Linked DNA regions of Homo sapiens: region 2 is linked to region 1. Evidence: chromatin loops called from intact Hi-C (ENCODE). Cell type or tissue: PC-9. All regions are shown on one strand. Each heading gives the region's core, and the rest is flanking DNA. Links, peaks and the distances in the headings are about the cores only.

Region 1 (11,180 bases), core at 1,701-9,700:
AGAAGACCCTGACTTTACGGCTGCAGAGAGGATGCCTCTGTCCCCCAGCTCCAGGGCAGACAAAATCTGAGGGTCTAAGATCTTCAGTGGCAAAAGGGGCATCTGGTTTTTTGACCCTCTCCCTGATCTTGCTTTTAAACAAGTTCCAAAATATTTTGTCTGCAAAACAAACTATGCTGCATAAGGAATAATTCGTGGCCCTAATTCATCCATTAGAGACCACACTTGACTCCCCAAGGGCTTCTTAATATCCCTGGTTTCCAACTCATGTGAGTCAATGCAGGGGGTGACCAGAGCACATCTCTGTTTATTTTCAAGTATGCAAAGGATATATACACATATCATTGTTGAAAGTCAATTTTTTTTTTTTTTTTTTTTGGAGATAGAGTCTTGCTCTGTCGCCCGGGCTGGAGTGCAGTGGCACGATCTCGGCTCACTGCAAGCTCCGCTTCCTGGCTTCACCCCATTCTCCTGCCTCAACCTCCCAAGTAGCTGGGACTACAGGCACCCGCCACCACGCCCGGCTAATTTTTTGTATTTTTTAGTAGAGACGGGGTTTCACCGTGTTAGCCAGGATGGTCTTGATCTCCTGACCTCGTGATCCGCCTGCCTCGCCCTTCCAAAGTGCTGGGATTACAGGTGTGAGCCACCGCGCCCGGCCCGAAAATCAAACTGTTTTAAAGCTGAAGGCCCCCCCATCCCATCCTCTACCCTCCAATCCTAAGGCCCTCCTTAACATTATGAAGGTTGAGCAAGTGTGGCTCAAATCTCTCCCTCCTTCCCCCTCTTTCTCCTTCTCTTCCTTCCTCACTCCCTCCCTTCTTTCTCTCTTTCCTTCTTTCTCTCCTTCCTTCCTTTTCTCTTTCCTTCCCTTTTTTCCTCCTTCCTTCATTCTTTCCCTTTTTTCTTCTTTAGAATAGTGCTGCTGTGATCACCCTTAGGTGCCTCCAGTTCTAAGCTTTCTGATTACTTCTTCCCCCGAGGTCCTCCAGCTCAGCATCTGCCCTTAAAGGAAACCTAAATAAACATGTGTTGTTGCATTCTGAATAGCCTCTGGTTGATCAGGAGCTTAGACTAAGGATTGAATAGTAAACGGTGGATCCAAGTGATTGTGAGAATACCACTTGGCAGAATGTGATGTCTGGATTGGACATGGAGTGCATAGGAAAGGACCCGCACCTCCCTGGGCATATGAGTGTTTCTGGTTGACGCTGTGCAGCTGCCGCATAACAATGCTGGAATTATCCTTTATTCAGGGCCTGATTGAGTGGGGGCGTGGCCACCCCTTTATTGCCTTATTTTTTAATGTATATCATTCTCTATTTACACATTGATAATTTTTTCCTACAGGGTAAAAAAAAAATGCACCAGATGCAGCACTTTTGTGTAAGTATAGACACATCAGGGCTCTTTGTTAAGGATAAGAAACAATCGCTTCCACTTCAGGCTCTAATGTTATCATAGCCAACTGCCAGAGCCGCTCTGTAATTACGTCTCCTGAGTGGAAAGCTCTCAAAATGCCACTTGGTCTAAGAGTTTGAAGCTGGGCTTGCCTCTCCACTTTGGCCAAGATGACTAAAGCATCACATATTTTTAAAGCAACTTTTAAGAAATGAGGTATAGTGAGTGATGACTAGCCAGCTTCTCGCTGCTCACACTGTAGCATTTTACACACATTTTCCCAGGGAGCCCCCAGGAACTTGGTGTCCAGGGATATTTTCCCCATGTTGGGGTGAAGGGGCTCACACAATGTCACCTGCACACGGGCCTCACAGTTCCAGATCTGGGCTTGTCCACTCTCCCAGCTGCCTGCCTGGGAGGAAGGCAGGTAAAGTTAAGGGCAGTGCCAAGGTTTAGGAAATATTGTCTGCCTTTGGACCAAATGTAATTTCAATTTAAAGTAACCTAGAAAATGTTTTGCAAAAAATGTGTTTTCAGAAAGCAGAATTACACTCAGTATCCCTTCTTTTTTTGGTTTCTCAACCACATCTTTCATTAGAGAGATTTAGGACAGCTAAGTAGAAATTAAATTTTCCATATGTAAACAGACATGGAGACAGCTGGCTTTCACTGGGCAATAGTTCCCGGCTGGGAATCTCCAATGAACAACTTCGATTCTTGTATTTTTAAACAGGTTGGCTTTCCTCCCAAATGCAAATATAATGTTCTACGTAGAAATTTATATGTTACTGAGAAGCATCAAGAAGCAAATGAAAATTCCCGGAAGCTCACCACCCAGAGACGGTCACTCTCAGGGTTTCACACAGCCTCTCTGCCAGGAGCTTTCATTTCCTTGGGTCTTGTCTATTGTTAGGTCACATGTTGAGTAGGATTTGTCTTGGAGCCTGAACGCTGACAAAGGTGCACCACCCTTGGACCCCATCCAAAGCCACACAGGAATGACTACTCTGGTCCCACCCACTTCCTGCCCTAGCTAGTGTGGTATTTTTGTGGCTTTCCCCTGTCTTGTCAGAAGAATGAGAGTAACTCAACATGGGCACTTTGTCCAATCCTTGGGTCTCAAGGGTTCTGGGAAGGATCCAAGAGCTGTGGTTCTCGGTTCCCAAAAGCAGGCAGGTGATTGGAGAAGCAGCCGGGCTCTGAGTCCTGTGCCCGTGTGGCCCAAGTGACTGGCTGTGACCCTAATAAGTGAGCAGAAGGGCAGGGGCCGGGGTCACCTTGCACAGGAAGTGGCAGCCATGAGGGTCTCTGCAGGCCAGAGCTGCTCCTTCCTCAGGGGCCATCTCCCAAGGATTCTTGTGTCCTAGGAGCCGCTCAGCAAATGGTTGTTGACTGACTGAGTGACCGCACTTTGGCCTCTCTGAACCTCAGTGTCCTGGTCATTGAATGGGACTCTTACTTCCAAGCTCTTTACTCCCCTGAGCCCTGGCCTCCTGGTTCCCCTTTGTCCTGCACCTTGGGCTGTGTCCTAGAGACCAGCCACCTCAGCTGCATCTTGCTAGGCTCTGAGTATCGTGGCCTTGACATTTCCTCCACCTCTCTGAACCACAGCTTTGTCTTCTGGAAAAGGAGAAATTAGAGGATGCTTGGAGCATCGTTGCCTGCATTCATGGAACTCACGGTCTGCCTGGAGAGTGATGGCGATATGGTGTCTATGTGTCCGAGAGCCAGCTGCACCCAGAGGGAAGCTCTAAAGCTGGTGTGGTCAGGTGGCCAAGGAGCAGAGGGAACAGACGTGAGAGGCAAGGCCCGTGAGGGTAGGGAGAGGTGCTCCCAATCATTGTAGAGGCCAGGAATGAGGCTGGGAGGCTGCAAGGGCCAGGTTCCAGCCGGGCCAACTCTGAGATGACGCTGAGGATTCCAGCTTTACTGTGAGTCACTTGTAGGCTCACTGCTTCTCTTAAGAGGCAAGGGATGGCCAGGCACGGTGGCTCACACCTGTAATCCCAGCACTTTGGGAGGCTGAGGTGGGCGGATCACCTGAGGTCAGGAGTTCGAGACCAGCCTGACCAACATGGAGAAACCCCATCTCTACTAAAAAAATACAAAATTAGCCAGGCATGGTGGTGCATGCCTGTAATCCCAGCTACCCGGGAGGCTGAGGCAGCCTGGGCAAAGAGAGCAAAACTCCCTCTCAAAAATAAAAATAAAAATAAATAGAGCCAAGGGATGCCACTAGCTAGTTGTTTAATTAAACTTTTTATTTTGAAATGACTGTATAGACACATAAGAGATAATGCAGAGATACTGTGGGCCTTTACCCGGGATTTCCCAGTGGTAACAGCTTGCAAAACGATATAGGACCATATCATAGCTCGGACCTTGACACTGGTACAGTCAAGACACAGAGCAGCACCAGCACAGGGAGCCTCCTGTGGCCCTTTGATGTCCACCTGCTCCCTGCCTGCCCCTGACAGCAGCCAATCTGTTCTCTGTTTCTACAATTTTGTCATTTTGAGAATGTTATATAAACGGAGTCATATAGCATGTAATCTTTTGAAATTATCTTTCTTCCACCAGCATAATCCCTTGGGATTCCTCTAAGGGAATTCATGCAGGGGAATCATCACACATCTAGGCTGCTGTGTGTGTCAATAGTGTTTCCTTGTTATTGCTGAGTGCTGTTGTGTGGCATGGATGTACCACAGTTAATGTGTAAATGACAACATAGTTTTCATTTCCATGTCTGCATGTTCATTGCCAGTATATACAAATTAAAGTGATTTTTGTGACTTGATTTTGTATCCCTGACCTTGCTAAATTCACATACTAGTTCTGGGAGTTTTGTTTGTTTGTTTGTTTGTTTGTTTTCGCTTCTTGGCATTTTCTTTGTAGACAGTCATGTCATTTGCAAACATGGACAATTTTATTTCTTCCTTTCTGCTCAGCATGCATTTTCGTTTCTGTTCTTGTTTTATTGCACTGGCTAGAACCTTCTCCACTGTGTTGAATAAGAGTGGTGACAGCAGGCATCCTTGCCTTGTTCTCACTTTGGGGGACTATTATGGGCCTGACTATGTCCCTGCAAAATACATGTTGAAGCCCTAATCCCCAGTACCTCCGAATGTAACTGTGTTGGAGACAGGGCCTTTAAAGAGGTAACAAAGTTAAAATGAGGTGCTGAGAGTGGGTGCTGATCTGTCATGACTGGTGTCCAAAAAGAAGAGCTGAGGACTCACAGAGGGACAACCACGTGAGGACACAAGGATATGATGGCTGCCTACAAGCCAGGGAGAGAGGCCTCAGGAGAAACCAACCCTGCCAACACCTTGATCTCAGAGTTCCAGCCTCCTGGAATGTGAGAAAGTAAATTTTTGACTTTTCAGCCACCTAGCCAGTGGGACTTTGTTATAATAACCAGGATAAACTAAGACACTGCCTTCCAGAGTACCACAGGGCACCTCTGTTCTGACTTCAGAAACTAGTTCTGCCTGTCTTTGAACTTCATCTAACAGTCTTTTGTGTCTGGCTTTGAGATCCATCCATATAATTGCTTTCTTTCTTTTTTTTTTTTTTTTTGAAGACAGAGCCTTGCTCTGTCTCCCAGTCTGGAGTGCAGTGGTGCAATGATAGCTCACTGCAACCTTGACCTCCGGGGCTCAAGCAGTCTCCTGCCTCAGCCTCTGAGTAGTTGGGACTACAGGCACATGCCACCATACCCAGCTCTACATCATTGTTATATCAGTGGCTTACTCCTTTTTATTGCTGGATCCTGTTCCATCCATATTATGGCTGCACCACACTTTGCTTATTACGCATTCTCCAGTTGTCAGACACTTGAAATTGTTTCCAGCTTTGAGTTATGAATACAGCTGTTCTGCACATTTGTGTACAGGTCTTTGTGTGGACAGATGTTTTCTTTCCTCTTGGGTAGATACCTAGAAGTGCAATTGCTGGGTCATAGAGAAGGTGTATATTTAACTTTGTGAGAAAATGCCAAACAGTTTTCCAAAGTGGTTGTACAATTTTCTGCTTCCACCAGCATGAGAGTTTCACACTGAGAGTTACGTTTGCTCCACATCCTTGCCAGCAGGTGGCATTGTCAGTCTTTTTCACTGTAGCGGTTCAGATGGGGCTGTAATCATTCCTCAGTGTGGTTTTTAGTTTCCCTGATGGCAGGCAGTGTTGCCCACCAGCTCATATACTTATTGTCTATTTAGGTAACTTAAGTCAAGTATATGTTCCAGTTTTTTTTTCTCATTTTAAAAATGGAATCGTTTGTCTTTTTTTTTCATTGATTTGTAGGAATCTTTTTGTATTCTGGACACAAATCTTTTATCAGATATATGTATTGCAAATGTTTTCTCCCAATCTGTGATTTGTCTTTGAAATTTTCTTTTCTTTTTTTTTTTTTTTTTTTGAGACAGAGTCTCGCTCTGTTGCCCAGGCTGGAGTGCAGCAGTAGCATGATCTCTGCTCACTGCAGCCTCCACTTCCCAGGTTCAAGTGATTCTCCTGCCTCAGCCTCCAGAGTAGTTGGGAGTACAGGCGTGCACCACTATGCCCAGCTAATTTTTGTATTTTTGTAGAGATGAAGTTTCACTATGTAGGCCAGCCTGGTCTTGAACTCCCGACCTCAGGTGATCTGCCCACCTCAGCCTCCCAAAGTAGTGGGAATACAGGCCACTGCACCCGGCCGCCTTTGAAATTTTTAAAAAATATTTAATTTTTTTTTTTTTTGAGACAGGGTCTCATTCTGCCACCCAGGCTGGAGTGCAGTGGCATGATCTCGGCTCACTGCAACCTCCACCTCCCAGGTTCAAGTGATTCTCCTGTCTCAGTCTCCCGAGTAGCTGGGATTACAGGTGCGCACCACCATGCCCAGGTAATTTTTGTATTTTTAGTAGAGACAGGGTTTCTCTATATTGGCCAGGCTGGTCTCCAACTCCTGACTTCAGGTGACCCACCCTCCTTGGCCTTCCAAAGTGCTGAGATTACAGGCATGAGCCACCTTGCCCGGCCTTAAAGACTTAATTTTTTTATAGCAGTTTTACATTCACAGGAAAATTGAGAGAAAAGTACAGAGATTTCCCATATATTCCCTGACCCCACATATTCAGAGACACTCTCTTTATCAACATCCTCCCCAGAGGAGACATTTGTTACAATTGATGAACCTGCACTGACACATCATTATCACTTGGAGTCTATATGTGGCTGGCCTTTTCACGTTCCTAATGGTGCCTTTTGATAAGCAGAAGTTTTCTATGTTGATGAAACATATTTTCAGGTTGAAGAAGTTGTTTATAAAGTTTTTTTTGTGTGTGGCTTAGTGCCTTTTATACTCTAAGAAATCATTACCAACCACAAATTCATGAATATTTTCACCTATGTGTTTTTAGAAGCTTTACAGTTTTAGCATTCACAATTAAGGTTTGGATTCATTTCTAGCTATTTTCTGTGTATAGTGTGAGTAAGCAGTCAAGGTTTGTATTTTGGTACGGCTATCTAAATGTTCCATTACTATTTGTTGAAAGGACGTATCTTTCCCTATTGATATGTACTGGCACCTTCATTGAAAATCAATTGAACAAATGAATGAAAATCTATTAGTTCATTGATTTCCATTGATTTATCCTTATGTCAATACCACATTGTCTTGCTTTTGAAATTTATTTTATTTTATTATTTATTTAGTTTTGAAATGGAGTCTCGCTCTGTCGCCCAGGCTGGAGTGCAGTGGCATGATCTTGGCTCACTGCAACCTCCACCTCCCAGGTTCAAGCAATTCTCCTGCCTTAGCCTCTCCAGTAGCTGGGACTACAGGTGCCTGCCGCCATGCCTGGCTAATTTTTTGTATTTTTAGTGGAGACGGGGTTTCACCGTGCTGCCCAGGCTGGTCGTGAACTCCTGACCTCAGGCAATCCGCCCACCTTGGCCTCCCAAAGTGCTGGGATTATATGCGTGAACCACTGCGCCCAGTCAAAATTTATTGTATTATAGTAATTATTTTATTAATGAAAATAATTACTATAATAAAATTATTTTAGTTAATAAAATATAATTACTATAGTAAGTCTTGAAATAGGGTAATTGGTTGAACTAGTTCTCTGTTGTTGGACCTTCAGCACATCTCTGACATTGGGCAAGGCTCGGTGGGTGGCTCATGCCTGTAAATCCCAGCACTTTGCAGGGCTGAGGTAGAAGGATCGCTTGAGCCTGGGAGTTCAAGGTCAGCCTGGGAAACATAGCCAGAGTCCGTCTCTGCAAATAATAAAAACTTAGCCAGGCATAGTGCCACACACCTGTGGTCCCAGATACTCAGGAGGCTGAGATGGGAGGATCCCTCGAGCACAGGAGGTCGAGGCTACAGTGAGTCATGATCGGTCCAGTGCATTTCAGCCTGGGCAACAGAGGGAAACTCAGTCTCAAAAAAAAAAAAAAAAAAAAAATCAGCCCTAATAAGACTGTATAAAATGTCCTTGCTCATTTGTGTGGGTGTTTTGGAAGGTCGATGGCTGAAGCGAGTGTCCCTTATGTCTGCATGTCCCATGTCCTTGTGTCCCCATGCCCCCATGTTTCCAAGACCACACGTCCCCACGTCCCCTGTACCCCCATGCCCTCATTTCTCTATGTCCATGTGGCTCCACATTCCTCATGTCTGCGTGTTCTCATTCCTCATGTCCCCATAACCTCCACATCTCCATATTCTTCATGTCCCCGTATCCCTCACGTCCCCGAGTCCCTGTGTTCCCATGTCTCCATATCCCCATGTCTCCATGTCCTCATGCCCCATATCTCCATATTCTTCATGTTTCCATGTCCTCTTTCCCCATTTTCTCATGTCATGTCCCTGTGTCTTCATGTCTTCATGTCCCTATGTCTTCAGGTTCCCATGTCCACTTATCCTCACATCCCCATGTCTCCATGACCTCCACTTCCCATGCTCTCATGTCCCAAAATGCCCATATCCTCATGTCCTCTACGTCCTGTTGTCATGTCTGCATGTCTGCATGTCTCCATATCCCTCGTGTCCCCAAGTCCCCCATCCCCATGTCCTCATTCCCCCATGAGGACCCCTCCTATCCCCACGTCCTCATGTCACCCATAAACCAGCCCAGAGCAGAGTTTGCCTTATGCTGTGTGCTTGGTAAATATGAGCTGCCTTCCTCCTTAAACCTTCCATTCAAAGGCTGCAGAATAACCATGGGTAAGATGGCTTCCCTGAAAAAATGCACCCCAGGTGTCACTACTAGACGTCAGATGGACACTTTCCCCCACAGCGGATAAACTGGTAGCAACCCTGGGAAGGAATGGGGTGTAACAGCCAGGGCCAGCTGGGTGCCGTAACAGTCCCAGGCTTAGTCATAGTGCAGTGCTGGCAATGGGAGAGTTGTGGGGGCTCTGTTCCTTGTAGTCAGATGGGGAGCACTCACCCACCAGGACAGAGGCCCAGGGAGAGCACTCATCCACCAGGGAAGAGCCCCTAGGCCAGCTGAGAGAAATTAGGCCAGGGGCTGCTGAACAGGGTAGAGCCCCTGGGCTTCCCTCCTGGTAAGTGGGTGTTCCCCCTTGGCCTCTCTCCCAGTGGGTGATCCCCCCGGGCCTCTCTCCTGGTGGGTGGGCCCTCCACCCAGGCCTCTCTCCTGGTGATTGGGTGCTCCCCCTGGGGCTCTCTCCTGGTGAGTGGGTGCTCTTCCAGGCCTCTCTCCTAGTGGGGTGCTCCCCCTGGGCCTCTCTCCTGGTGGGCGGGCACTCCCCCTGGCTGACAGTTCTCTGCCCATAGGCTCTCTCCATCCTGGCCTCTGTGGTCCCACACAGGCCCCTCTGGGTCCTGGACTTCAGAGCTCCTCTCCCTGGCCATGGCCAGCTTTCCTGGAAGACAGGACTGGGGGTCCCTGGGACAAAGCAGGAGTCCTGGGGAAACCCCCTTTCTCATCAGAGGCACCCACCCCTCATGAAGTGAGCCACCTGGGGGAGGATGAGCAGCACCCTTGAGGGACAGGCTAAGGGACACTGGAGGCACAGGGCCTTCTCTGCAGAGCCTCTGACTCCACAAAGTTATTCAAGGGCTTTGAGATTGAATAGCACCAATGGATTGTCACTGTGGTCCCCAGGAGCCCTCCATGGTCACCAGGAGTCCTCCGGGGTAGAGGACTCATTTGAGCCATTGGAACATGAGTGAAATAATTGGTCAGAGAAATTGGAATATGTGTTGATACTTCCTGGTGGTTGCTTCTCCACTGTGGGCTGATCCCACCATTCCCCAACTTCAGGTCACCCTTGCCCTTTTTCATGATGAAAATACTACATCACTTTAAAACAATAGGAAACACTTAACTCTTTAGTTTTGATGGGTCAGTATTGGGGTGTGGCTTGGCTATGGCTTGGGGACCTCTCATGAGGCTACAGATGGTGGCTGGGGCTGCAGTGTCATCTGAAGGCCTGACTGAAACTGAGGATCATTTTCAAGGTGACTCATTCACACATCACAAGTTGTTGCTGGCTGTTGGCCTGGGGCCTTAGTTCCTCTCCGCATGGGCCTCTCTGCAGGGCTGCTTGAGCATCCTCATAACATGGCAGCCAGCTCCCCCACAGTGAGTGATTCAGCAAGGAAAGGCAAAAGCTGCAGTGTTATGTATGGCCTGGCCTTGGAAGTCACCTTCATCATTTCTGTAATGTCCTATTGTACAGTAGTGTCCACAGGTCAGCTCTATTCACAGTGGGAGAGGCAGATAACCAGCATTTGATGATCACTGGGCCATTGGGGGGCAGGCTGCCAAAAACATGTTTCTTTTTGAATGATGTCACTCCCAGGTGGAGGCACCACTTCCTCCCACTCACCCCAACCAGGGACGACAGGACACTTGGCCTCAGTTCTACTTTCAAGCCACAAACCCCTCCCCATCCTCTTTTTGTTCCTTACCTACCACAACCCCTCACCTTTCAGGTCACCACAGCCAGCCTGCTGCTGTGCTGCCAGAATTTATCATGACCCTCTTAGGACGACAGTTGTGTATTCCTAGTGTACCTGGGTTTGTGTCCCTGGTCCTAATGGGACCCCACTGCTGGCCTTCTGGCACAGGGGACCTCTGTAGAGGAGAAGGCTGAACCAGGTGGTGGTGGCAGGCACTGCTGTCCTTCCTGGCCTGGGCTGGAAGCATCTGGATGGTCCAGGGCTGCCTCCTCAGGGGGCAGGAGCCAAGACTCCAGGGCCCCGGCATTGACAGCACAGCAACGGTGATTCAGATGTTGGTGGCTGGGATCCCTTGAGTACCTACCATAGGCAAAGCCCTCATTTCTCACAAAAACTCCACCACATGCATCCCACATTTTCTCCATTTCATGGAGGAAGAATGGAGTCTTCAAGAAGTTCATCAGTGTCCGGGCATGGTGGCTCATGCCTGTAATCCCAGCACTTTAGGAGGCCGAGGCAGACAGATCACCTGAGGTCAGGAGTTGAGACCAGCCTGGCTAACATGGTGAAACCCAGTCTCTATTAAAAATACAAAAAATTAGCTGGGCATTGTGGTGGGCACCTATAATCCCAGCTACTTGGAAGGATGAGGCAGGAGAATCTTTGAAACCAGAAGGTGGAGGTTGAAGTGAGCTGACTTTGCGCCACTGCACTCCAGCCTGGGCAACAGAGTGAGGCTCCGTCTCAAAAAAAAAAAAAAAAAGAAAAGAAAAGATTAAGTTCAGCAATATGGCTGAGGCCACAGCACCCATGCGTCCGAGCTCAGGTGACACTGTCCACCCCATCCTTGTCACGGCTGGGT
Region 2 (9,426 bases), core at 1,427-9,426, 350 kb after region 1:
TGTCTTCTGTCACTATATTTGCTCAACACAAGTCCAGCACGGCAGTGGGGGCTGGTAGAGACTGGGCACTTTCTTTGCTCTTCCCCATCACTCCTCTGTGGGAGATGTGGCCATGTGCCTGTGGTCTGCAGGAGACGTGAGCTTCCCCAAGGTCACCCAGCAATAAGCAGGCAGAACAGACTCAATCCACACGGCCCCGACCCGGCGGCGCCTCATCGTGCCTGTCGCCTCTTCTCCCCCCGCCCAGGTCACTTGGCTGACTCCAGCAGAGGCCCTCCCGCTAAGGACCCTGCCCAAGCCAGTGTGGGGCTCACTGCAGACAGCACGGGCCTGAGCGGGAAGGCAGTGCAGACCCAGCAGCCCTGCTCCGTCCGGGCCTCCCTGTCTTCGGACATCTGCTCCGGCTTAGCCAGTGATGGAGGCGGAGCGCGTGGCCAAGGTGATTTCCAGCTTGCCTGTCTCCGAGCATGTGCTAGCCACGTAGGGCCTCAGTGGTGTCCCCAGGAGCACGCCCGTGTTGTGTAGAGGGGTTGCAAGCTGTGGCAAAGGCTGTTGAGAGGCTTCTTTTAAAAAGGATAAAAAAAAAAAGGTGTAGTCTTTGGATGAAAGGAATGGAATTGTCCCATCCACCACCAAGTCTTGCTTGTAAGCAGCTCAGGGGGAGGTGATGCTTTGCTAGAGTGGACCTTGGGGAAGTGGCTAGGACTGGGGAGGGCAGGGGACCTGGCATCCGGCTGTGTGCTCCGGCGCCAGTTCCCAGGCACTGGCTGCCCCACCCCCACCCCCACAGCGGAGCCAGATGGTGCTAAACACCGGGTCCTTCCAAAGTCCAGAGGGACGGCTGGGGGGACGAGGGCACAGCTTTCGAGCTGGGAGTTTGGCCTTGAGGAGGAAATTCTCTCGTCAACGCTGCGTGGACAGCAGCAGCTGCTCAATAAGGTGCTCTCCTGTCCTCACCATCTCTGTCCAGAGAAATCATGGTGACCATGAAGCCGCCCCGCCCCGCCCACCCCACCCTGCCCGCCCCTCTCCGGGCTGCTTCTCTTCTGCTCTCCCGCTGCCTCCTTCCCATTACATGGTCAGTGGCTTTGGTGCTCCGGGCTGGGCTAGATGGAGCCGTGGATGTTAAGTGACGAGGCTGGTGTGGCTGTTGGTGTGGAGGAGGAATCGCAGCAACCTGTACTTGATGAGTGTCTCTTTGTTTTCTTCCCTTTATATTCATTTGCAGGCTGGACGGTTTACCACCCAACGTCTGAGAGAGTGACCTATAAGTCTAGTAGCAAACCTCGTGCTCGATTCCTCAGTGGACCCGTATCTGTGTCCATCTGTCTGTATTTGTTCTTTTGTATTTTATCACCTCCTGGCCCTTGGTTTTCTCCCCCCACCCCCTCCCTGTCTTCATTACCTTTCATACATTTCATAGGATGCCTCCCCCACCCCATCGAAGTCACCTATTTAATATCAAAGTGGAACCCCATGAGCCGGTCCCCTGGAGCGGCGGCCGCCAGCGCCTACCCCCAAGCCCCACACAGCGTGTGTGCATGCTCATGGCTGGTGCCTGGGCACGGAAAGCATGTGCAGCGGCTGGCCTGCCTTCCGCCCCGGGCACCTCTGCCCAGAAGGACTGGAGCCCTTTGCATTCTTTTCGTCACCTCATTTATTTAATTTTTTTTTTTATGTTGGATGTAGTTTTTTTTTCTGTTGCAATTGTGGCAAATATACATGTCCGCTGTCCCCAGTTCCAGCGACAACAAAAAGACAACCCCAACCTCCTCCAGATGCACAGTGTGTGTCACGCGTGTCTGGACTGTGAAGACATGCACATAGCGAGCCTATACGGTTCTAAAGGTCACTGGAGGGCGTGGTTTCTGTACCAGGGCCAAATCCCAGCACCCAGTACCCTGCACACCCACCGCCCTGTGCCCTGCATGTGGAAATGCTGAGAGAACGTGCTCCAGTTCGGGCCTCCCCAGCCCCTCCCCACTGGAAGGGCAGGTCTGGTCCCCTTTGTCATTGCTCCTCACCCACTGCTGTCTCCAACCCCAAATAGGAGAGTGACGGCCACCTGGGCAGCTCTTCTTTGGAGCATGCATCCTGCTTGGCCGGCTCCTCCTCCTCCTCCAGCCAGTGGGAGCACTTTACTTGCTGTATTTTCCTGTGACCTCCCATGACCGCAGGGATGAAGTCAATGACGCAGTTCCTCCAATTGCTACTAAGCCAAAACCCAGTCCCAGCCTTGCTCAGATCCCCTGGAACACAGTTAGTGCCCAGGAACTCCATCTCCAGGGAAGGCTCTGCCTGCTTGGGGCCATCCCAAAGCACGCAGTTTGTTTTTAACCCTCAGGACGATCGGCCAGTGAACCAAAAGCTGTGAGATTTTTAGGCTTTTGTCTTTTTAACAGGAAAATTAAGCTTTTTCAACAATTGGATTGGATATGCTGGTTTGGGGCACGTGACTTTTTGCTTGTACAATAAAGATACATTGTGCTTGTTGGGAGCCAGAGGCCATGCCTGTGGGAGGCGTCCACTGCCATCCACCCACCCCATCAGAGGTCCATGTGGGTCATCATTCTCCGGGCAGGCAATTCGAGGACACAAGGGCCATGTAGGAATGCCAGGGCCTTCCCAGGGCTTCCCGTTCGCCTGTTTAACAGGCTGCCCTGTTTCGGCCACCATGTCATCTGGGCTGTTGGTCTGGGGGTCTGGGTGGCCTGGTGTCTGGTGAGTTGCTGAGTTGAATCTGGGGAGGAGTGGGCGCCTTCCCCCCCACCCCTGCGTCTCTGGGTCCTCTTATGGCAGCCGGCTGTGGTTCCTTCTCCGCAGCCGGTTCCCGGCCCTGCTGGCCTTGTGCCTCACTTGCTGCTCCTCTTCCGGCTCCTGCATGTGCGGCTCGATCTGGGGCTGTCACTGGGGGCGAGGGCACCTGGGAGACTCAGTGCAGGGTGTTAGTGTCAGGTATGGCGCCTACCCAGGCCCCACTTCCACCCCCATGCTGTGTTTTGTGGTATTGCTTGTTTTCACGGCTTAGCCCCCATCAGGCAAGTCTTAGTCTTAGTCTTTTTGGGCCATAATGTCTCCCCCAGTTCCCCCACACTCTGAAGTTGCTGGCCGGGGAGAGCCCAGGTGGGCCTCTGCCCTGGGCGCCTCTCAAGCCCTGTCTGGATCAGCTCCAGGCCTCCGAAGTCTCTGCCACTCTCCTGGGATGTGGCTGGGACTGGCCCCTCCTGCCTCTGTGCCCCTGGGCTGTGGAGGCTGGACTTCTTGTTGAGCCATCCACTGGCACATCTGCTGCTCATGGGTAAACCCCCAGGGCAGCCCAAAAGAGAAGGGAGAGCTGTGGGGTCTGTGAGGAGACCAAGCACCTCCAGGGGAAAGACTGCAGGGGTGGGCGCAGCCCTGTGAGCGCTGAGAGGCTGAGGACTTGGGCGGAAGCTGTGGGATTGCGCCAGGCTTGGAGGCCAGGAGGGAGGGTTGCAGGCAGGGGTAGTGTGAGCAGATGGGCTAGGAAGACGCTGAGGTCGGTGTATGGAAGACACCGAGGGGTCGGGGGTCGCGCTGCAAGTAGAGGAGGAGCAGGGTGGATGCCAAGGTGCGGCTAGTGGGGGGCAGCCGGCGCAGCCAGCCCAGCCTTTGCTCCCTAGGGCCTGGGGAGAGCTTTCAGCTCACTGCCCTGGTGTGGGGCACTCCCACTTCCTGGAAGAGAAACAGTTCCAGGAAAACAAAATGTGTTAAATTTTGAAATATAGAAGGATCCTGGCCTCTGTGAAGGTCAGAGAAGATGAAACGGCCCCAGGCAGGGTGGGTTGAGGCCAGGCCAGAGGATGGGCTGCGGGTGCCCAGGTGGCTGTGCCCAGGGATAGAGCAGGGCAGTGCAGCAGGCACCTCCAGAGGCCCGAGCTGACTCAAGGTGCAGGACAGGGAATAAAGCAGTGGAGGCTGGGAGCAGCAGGTGGACAGACCCCTAGGGAGTGCAAGGCCCTGCTTAGAACCCCTGTGAGCTGGGCCCCTTGGCATAGACTTCTCACCCAGCTTGCAGATGCCCCCTTGTGGTCAGCAGTTGCTGTGGGGAGCTCACATGACCCAGTGCCCCAGAGCAGTCTCCCTTTTTTTTTTTGAGACAAAGTCTGGCTCTGTTACCCAGACTGGAGTGCAGCGGCAAGATCTCAGCTCACTGCAACCTCCGCTTCCCTGACTCAAGCAATCTTCCCACCTCAGCCTCCCAAGTAGCTGGGACCACAGGTCTGCACCACCACACCCAGCTACTTTTTTGTATTTTTAGTAGAGACAGGGTCTCACCATGTTGCCTAGGCTGGTCTAGACCTCCTGGGCTCAAGCAGTCCACCCACGTTGGCCTCCCAAAGTGCTGGGATTACAGGTGGGAGCCACCACACCTGGCCCAGTGCATTCTAAGGGATGTTGGCCTTGGAGCCAGGGAGGAGGGTCAGGTGCAGATGCTGAGATGGCACCTCTGGTCGTGGTTCTGTTGGTTCTGCTTGTCAGAAGCTGGGGTCCTTCTGGATCTTCCCACCTGACCGGGCATGTTCTGGCACCCTGTGGGCCTTTCTCTCTGCACGCTGGTATCTCTTTGGGTTTTCTCCACATTGGCTGTTGGCTGCAGCATGTTTGGCTCAGGGACCCTCCGGTGTCACTGCACGATGCCTTCTAGGCCTTCTCCCACCGTGGAATGCTTTCATCCCTCCCGGTGGGGAGAGAGTGCATGCTCAGCGAGGCTCTTTGCAGCAGGTGTTCAGGAGGCCTCGGGGTGGAGGGCATCCAGAGAGGAGGGCCCCCACCCTGCACTGCGCCCACCAGGCCCTGACCTCTGCAGCCAGGGTGGTCAGTGCTGCGTACCACTGTGGGCTGTCTGTGGAGCAGGCCTGTGTGCAATGGGGCCTAGTGCAATGTGGGGTCATTTAGCTCAAGGCAACATGAAAACAGCCCCAGGTCTCCCTGGGCAGAGCCAAGGCAGATCCTGCTTCCCAATGCATGCTTTGTGGACAGTTTTTGGCTCAAGAACATGGTTGTTCAATACGTAGACACCTTAAAAGGGGTTTTGTCCCTGGATGCCCATTTTTCTCCTGTGCCAGAAAAGGGAGCCAGTGCTGACCATGGCGGGGGCTGACCCACCTGAGGGTGCGCGGGAAGTTGTGGGGGACTGAGGTGAAGCCGCCAGGGCACCCATGATGGGAGGTGGGCTGCCCCAGCTGTCCCGTGGGCTCCTGGGCAGTATTGAGCCCTGTGAGGTGAAAAGCGAATGTGGGGATTGCTCAGGGGCTGACCACTTTTTAGTCCCCCTGTCCCAGGCACACACCCTCAGTTTGAATCCTTCTTGGTTGAGATGTCTTCTTGGCCACAGGCTGAGGGTCTGGATGGGGCAGGTGCTCGGGCTACCCAGAGGGCAGGGCCGTTGACCCAAGAGCAGGCTGTTTTTGTGCCATGGCTGGAGTGGGGAGGGAGCCTCCACTTGCGCCTGGGGGGCTTCAGCTGATGTCGGCTGCACAAAAGCAGGAGATGCCAAGTCCAAGAGCCGGCCCTCCTGTCGTCCTGTGTGCTGCCACTTTTACATTCTGGGAAGAAAGCAGCGGATCCCCCAACAGCTGGGATGAGGCTGCCAAGCCCCCGCCCCAGCACCACTGAGCAGTCCAGGGCCTTGGCGCCGCCTCTTCCTGGGCCTGGCTGGGGATGGAAGCCCCACAGGGAGACCGAGGTGGGCCTGGCGTCAATTGGCAGCCTCCTGAAAGTTTCCTTTGTTCTCCCGTTGCTGCCTTATGGACAGGAGGTGGGGGTGCTTTTCCTGGCACAGAGCGAGTGGCAGGGGGCCAGGTGGGGGCTGTCTTTGGGTGCCATCTGCATGGTGGGCAAGTGAGGGGCAGGGCCCAATCGAGGCCGAGGCTCTGGAGAGGTGGACTAAGGAGCCACCTAAGGACGGGCAGGGCTGTCCAGAGTGTGGGGAGGTCTCTGCCCCAGCCCAGTTGTCTGCAGTGAGTGGCGTCCGACAGCATGGCCTTGAAAGACTGGCACCCATCAGTTTGTCTGGAGGTCTAGGAGCCGTCTGCACACTGGTCACTGGGGCCCAAGTTTAGGAGGGGCCCAAGTTTAGGAAGGGCCCGTGGAGGCCTCCGTGGGCCAGGGTTGCTCCCTGGCTCTGAGCAGGTGCCGTGTCCTCCAGACACTCCAGACCCCAGGTTCCCAGGACAGTGAGTGAGTCCCAGCTCTGATCGCAGGTCCAGGCTCCCTCTGGTGGTTCCCAGCCGGCAGCCGGCCTGTTTGATGGTGTTCTTCCCAGCATGGCAACAGCCAGGAATTAGCACTGAATGTAGAGTTCCAGCCACACCAAGAGCTGCCAGATAGACACAGAGCAGCTTTTTGAAGCACCTGGCTTAGGACTGTCTACATGGGACCATGGGCCACAGCCCCCGACAAAGCCTGCCAGGGAAATTGGTGCTCACCCAGTGCCCCTACATATTGGATCCTAGCCTAGCCTGCATCACAGACTTCAGGGGCCCCTCCTGCACTACAGAAAACCAGCCATACCTCCCCTGTAAACTTGAGTGAGCCATTGAGGGGATATCAGCTCTGTGTTCCTGGCAGGGTTTCATCTCAGAACAGAGCAGCCAGGGAACAGCCCTTCGGAGCTGCTCACCCAGAGCCCACTGGTCTGGATCCCTCCCGCTGGGCTCCCTCCTTTTTATTAGAACAGTAAAGTCTGCAACAGAACACCACCTCACCTTTCCCCACACTAGCTCAGGAACAGACAGAATGGACTAAAAATAGTTGAGCTAGGTTTCCAAGTCCAGGATGCACAACTCAGGCCGAGCTTGGGCCAAGGAGCTGGACGACAAGTTGCCCGCTGTCCCCCGAGGCAGGAGGCATGAGCCCTTCTGGAGAAGGAAGGCAGACGTTGCCAGGTTTTCTGAGTCCCTGCAAGATCAGAGTCGCTCCTTTTTAGGTCTCCCGGGAACAGCGCTGAGGAGCGTGTTCCTGCTGCGGAGGGAGTGTGCTCCTGGCAAGGGGCCGTGGGCTGGAGTGTAGACAGAGCCTCTGTGCTAGTGAGGCTTTGCCGAGTGACCTTGGGGAAGTCTGAGCCTGTGCTTGCCCGTCCCAGCTCTGCCTGCCTATAGGATAAGCAGGGATGGCCGTGCCTTCCGGCCCAGCCTGCCCTGGGGACCTTGTCCCCACCAGGCTGGGCACTGACTGGCTAGGACATTGCATTCAGTGTATACCAGGTGCCCTCTGGGTAGTTGGGACCAGTCGGTTTAGTGGTGGTCCCAGTTAGAAGGAGGCCAGAAATGTTCCAGGCTGAGGCCTTGCCCTACCCCTTGTGGATACTGACTTGTTAATGAGGCGGTAGTGTCCCCAGACATTGAGGTCAGCCCCTAGATAGAAACCCTCGAGTCCCCTACTCAACACTTGCCGCTGACCTCATCTGAGGCAGCCATCTGAGATCCAGACTTGGCCTCCAACCTGCAAAACAATGTATCTTTTTGCACTTGGAAAACCTCCGATGGGCTTCGGCGGCCAAGCCCAGCTGTGCCCAGCTCCATTCCAGAGCTCCCGTGGCCGACTCAGCAGGGTGTCCTGCCTCCATCAGTGGGGCTCCCAGAAGCCTGATGTTTGAAAGCCAAGCGGTGTGCTTTGCTTTTTTCTTTTTTCTTTTCTTTTTTCTTTCTCTTTTACTTTTCTTAGAATATGCTTCTAGAGACAAACACTTCTCCCTGAAGCTTAGGGGCTTGGCCCTGGCACCTCTGCCCCCTCGGCGAAGCTCGTGGGAGCCTGCACCCTCTCTCCAGGGGCTGCCCCGTTTCCCCCGGCCGGGTCGGCCCTCTCTCTGAACTGCTGCCTGTGTCTGCCCCTCCCTGCACACTGACGACTTTTGCTTAGTGTGGTAGCGTGTCCCAGTGTGTGCTGTTCTGCCTAACCCTGTGGTCTTGTGTCGTTTCTTTTTCCCTTGCAGGGTCTGCCCTGAAGCGTCTCTGCCTAGGCAAAGAACACAGCAGTAGTAATTATCCGGGTTTTTTCCCCTTTGTCCTCTCTCATCGCATGGGCTTTCTCGTGGCTAGCGCACATCAGGGTTCCCGCGGCCGGGCGGGCGTGGGCCTGCCCTGTGCCTGCCCCGCGCCTGCTCCATGCCTCTCGGCCGGGCACTGCTTCGCTTCTGCCTGGCGGGATCGCTGTCCTCGGCTCCCCCGTGTGTCTCGTGGCGCCTAGAGTTTGTGCGGTCTCGCCAGTTCACATCTAACGGGCTTATCCTTCCCCGGAACACCCGCAAATTGCCGATCATTAATTGGCTCCTTTTCCAAAACCGTAGGAATGAGTATTTCCTTGAAGTCCTAAAGATGAGTGCCTCCCCACGAGGAGAGATGCCAGGACTGAGTGGGTATTAGTCTCCTTGGGCCACTCACCTCTCTCTCTCTCTCATCTCTCTCTCTCGAAAAAATATTTTTTTTCTTTTCTGGCTGAACTTTTCATGTAGGAATAGCTCCATGTGTGTCAAATCTCATCACTAATTTTTAATTGTCTGTGTCTGTGCTTTTTCATTGCTAGCCACTAAAGTCCACTACATTTTGGGACAGCTTGTTTGAAGAGATGGTCATTAGATTGTTTCTCTATGCAGAAAATTTTTGAATTGGCTTATTCAAAATTGCCAACGAGAAATTACATGTGTTGCCTGGAAAGGGTATGATTTAAAATTTTTAAAGTCTCATTTTAGTCCCTTAAAAAACACTTTGAATGAAGCAGCCGAGTGCTCTGGTGTGCTAATGGTCAGCAGAGCGGCTCCCAGCTCCCTCCTGCAGCAGGGCGTTTGGCCGCAGCCCATGGCAGGAGCTGGTGGGGCCGCGTCAGGCAGCCCCAGGCATGGGTACCCTTTATGAATACCTTCCTCGAATGCGAATGCGCTGGTCAGGACAATTTCTATGTCTGGAATTCCAAACAACCAGACCATTAAAATTCATGGGAATGCAAGTCAGGCAGCCCTGGCAGGCATTTTCCCGTGGGCCAGGGGGCTGCCTGCAGGCCAGCCCGCCGTGTGTGCTGAGCGCTCTGCACACGGTACTCCACCGCCCCGCGTCCTCATGTTACGGCTGAGGATGCACAGGCCAGAGAGAGCCCGAGGAACCTGACTCTAGGCACCATGACTCCGAAGCCCAGTGTGTCTGGCTGTGCCAGGAGTTTCCTGAGCTCTCTCACACGTGAGTCTGGGGATGGGCAGCGGTGGGCACAGAGTGGATGCTGAGCAGAGGCTGCCGGCTGCTGCAGAGTCCTGTCCCCTGGCCTGGCTTCTGAGGTGGGTGATGGCCACCTGGCACAGCCCATGGAAATGCCCCACCATGTCTGACCCTGGGCAGCCAGGCCCCTTAATCCGACCGCCTCTTGAAGCAAGGTGCTGCCTGGCCCAAGTGAGACCATTGTCTCAGCTGTCACGTA

Evidence for each region. A loop is a pair of places that touch in the nucleus more often than their neighbours do. Peaks named below come from ENCODE experiments on the same cell type or tissue, not always from the same donor. Only the 100,000 strongest peaks of a DNase experiment are listed, where the experiment ranks them.
Region 2: a loop joins it to region 1, with 24 times the contacts of the local background. A loop is called at or near these places in 17 of 110 quality-filtered maps.

What each region holds. Positions count from the first base shown.
Region 1 is chr9:92,951,876-92,963,055 of GRCh38, forward strand. All of the region lies in intron 1 of FGD3 (FYVE, RhoGEF and PH domain containing 3), which reads left to right. Among named protein-coding and RNA genes, the nearest start is that of FGD3, 9.9 kb to the left of the region's middle. RefSeq lists an enhancer at 2,205-2,304. In PC-9, for the core only: a CTCF peak has its summit at 5,514 (motif pointing right); DNase peaks (open chromatin) are centred at 2,356 and 5,496; H3K4me3 peaks cover 608 bases; H3K27ac peaks cover 2,004 bases.
Region 2 is chr9:93,298,823-93,308,248 of GRCh38, forward strand. It overlaps WNK2 (WNK lysine deficient protein kinase 2), which reads left to right. Exons shown (of 30, transcript NM_006648.4): 25 at 248-439; 26 at 1,229-1,327; 27 at 7,955-7,999. Among named protein-coding and RNA genes, the nearest start is that of WNK2, 120 kb to the left of the region's middle. RefSeq lists enhancers at 1-430, 2,379-3,291, 7,547-8,451. In PC-9, for the core only: CTCF peaks have their summits at 4,027 (motif pointing left), 4,228 and 6,249 (motif pointing left); a DNase peak (open chromatin) is centred at 4,029.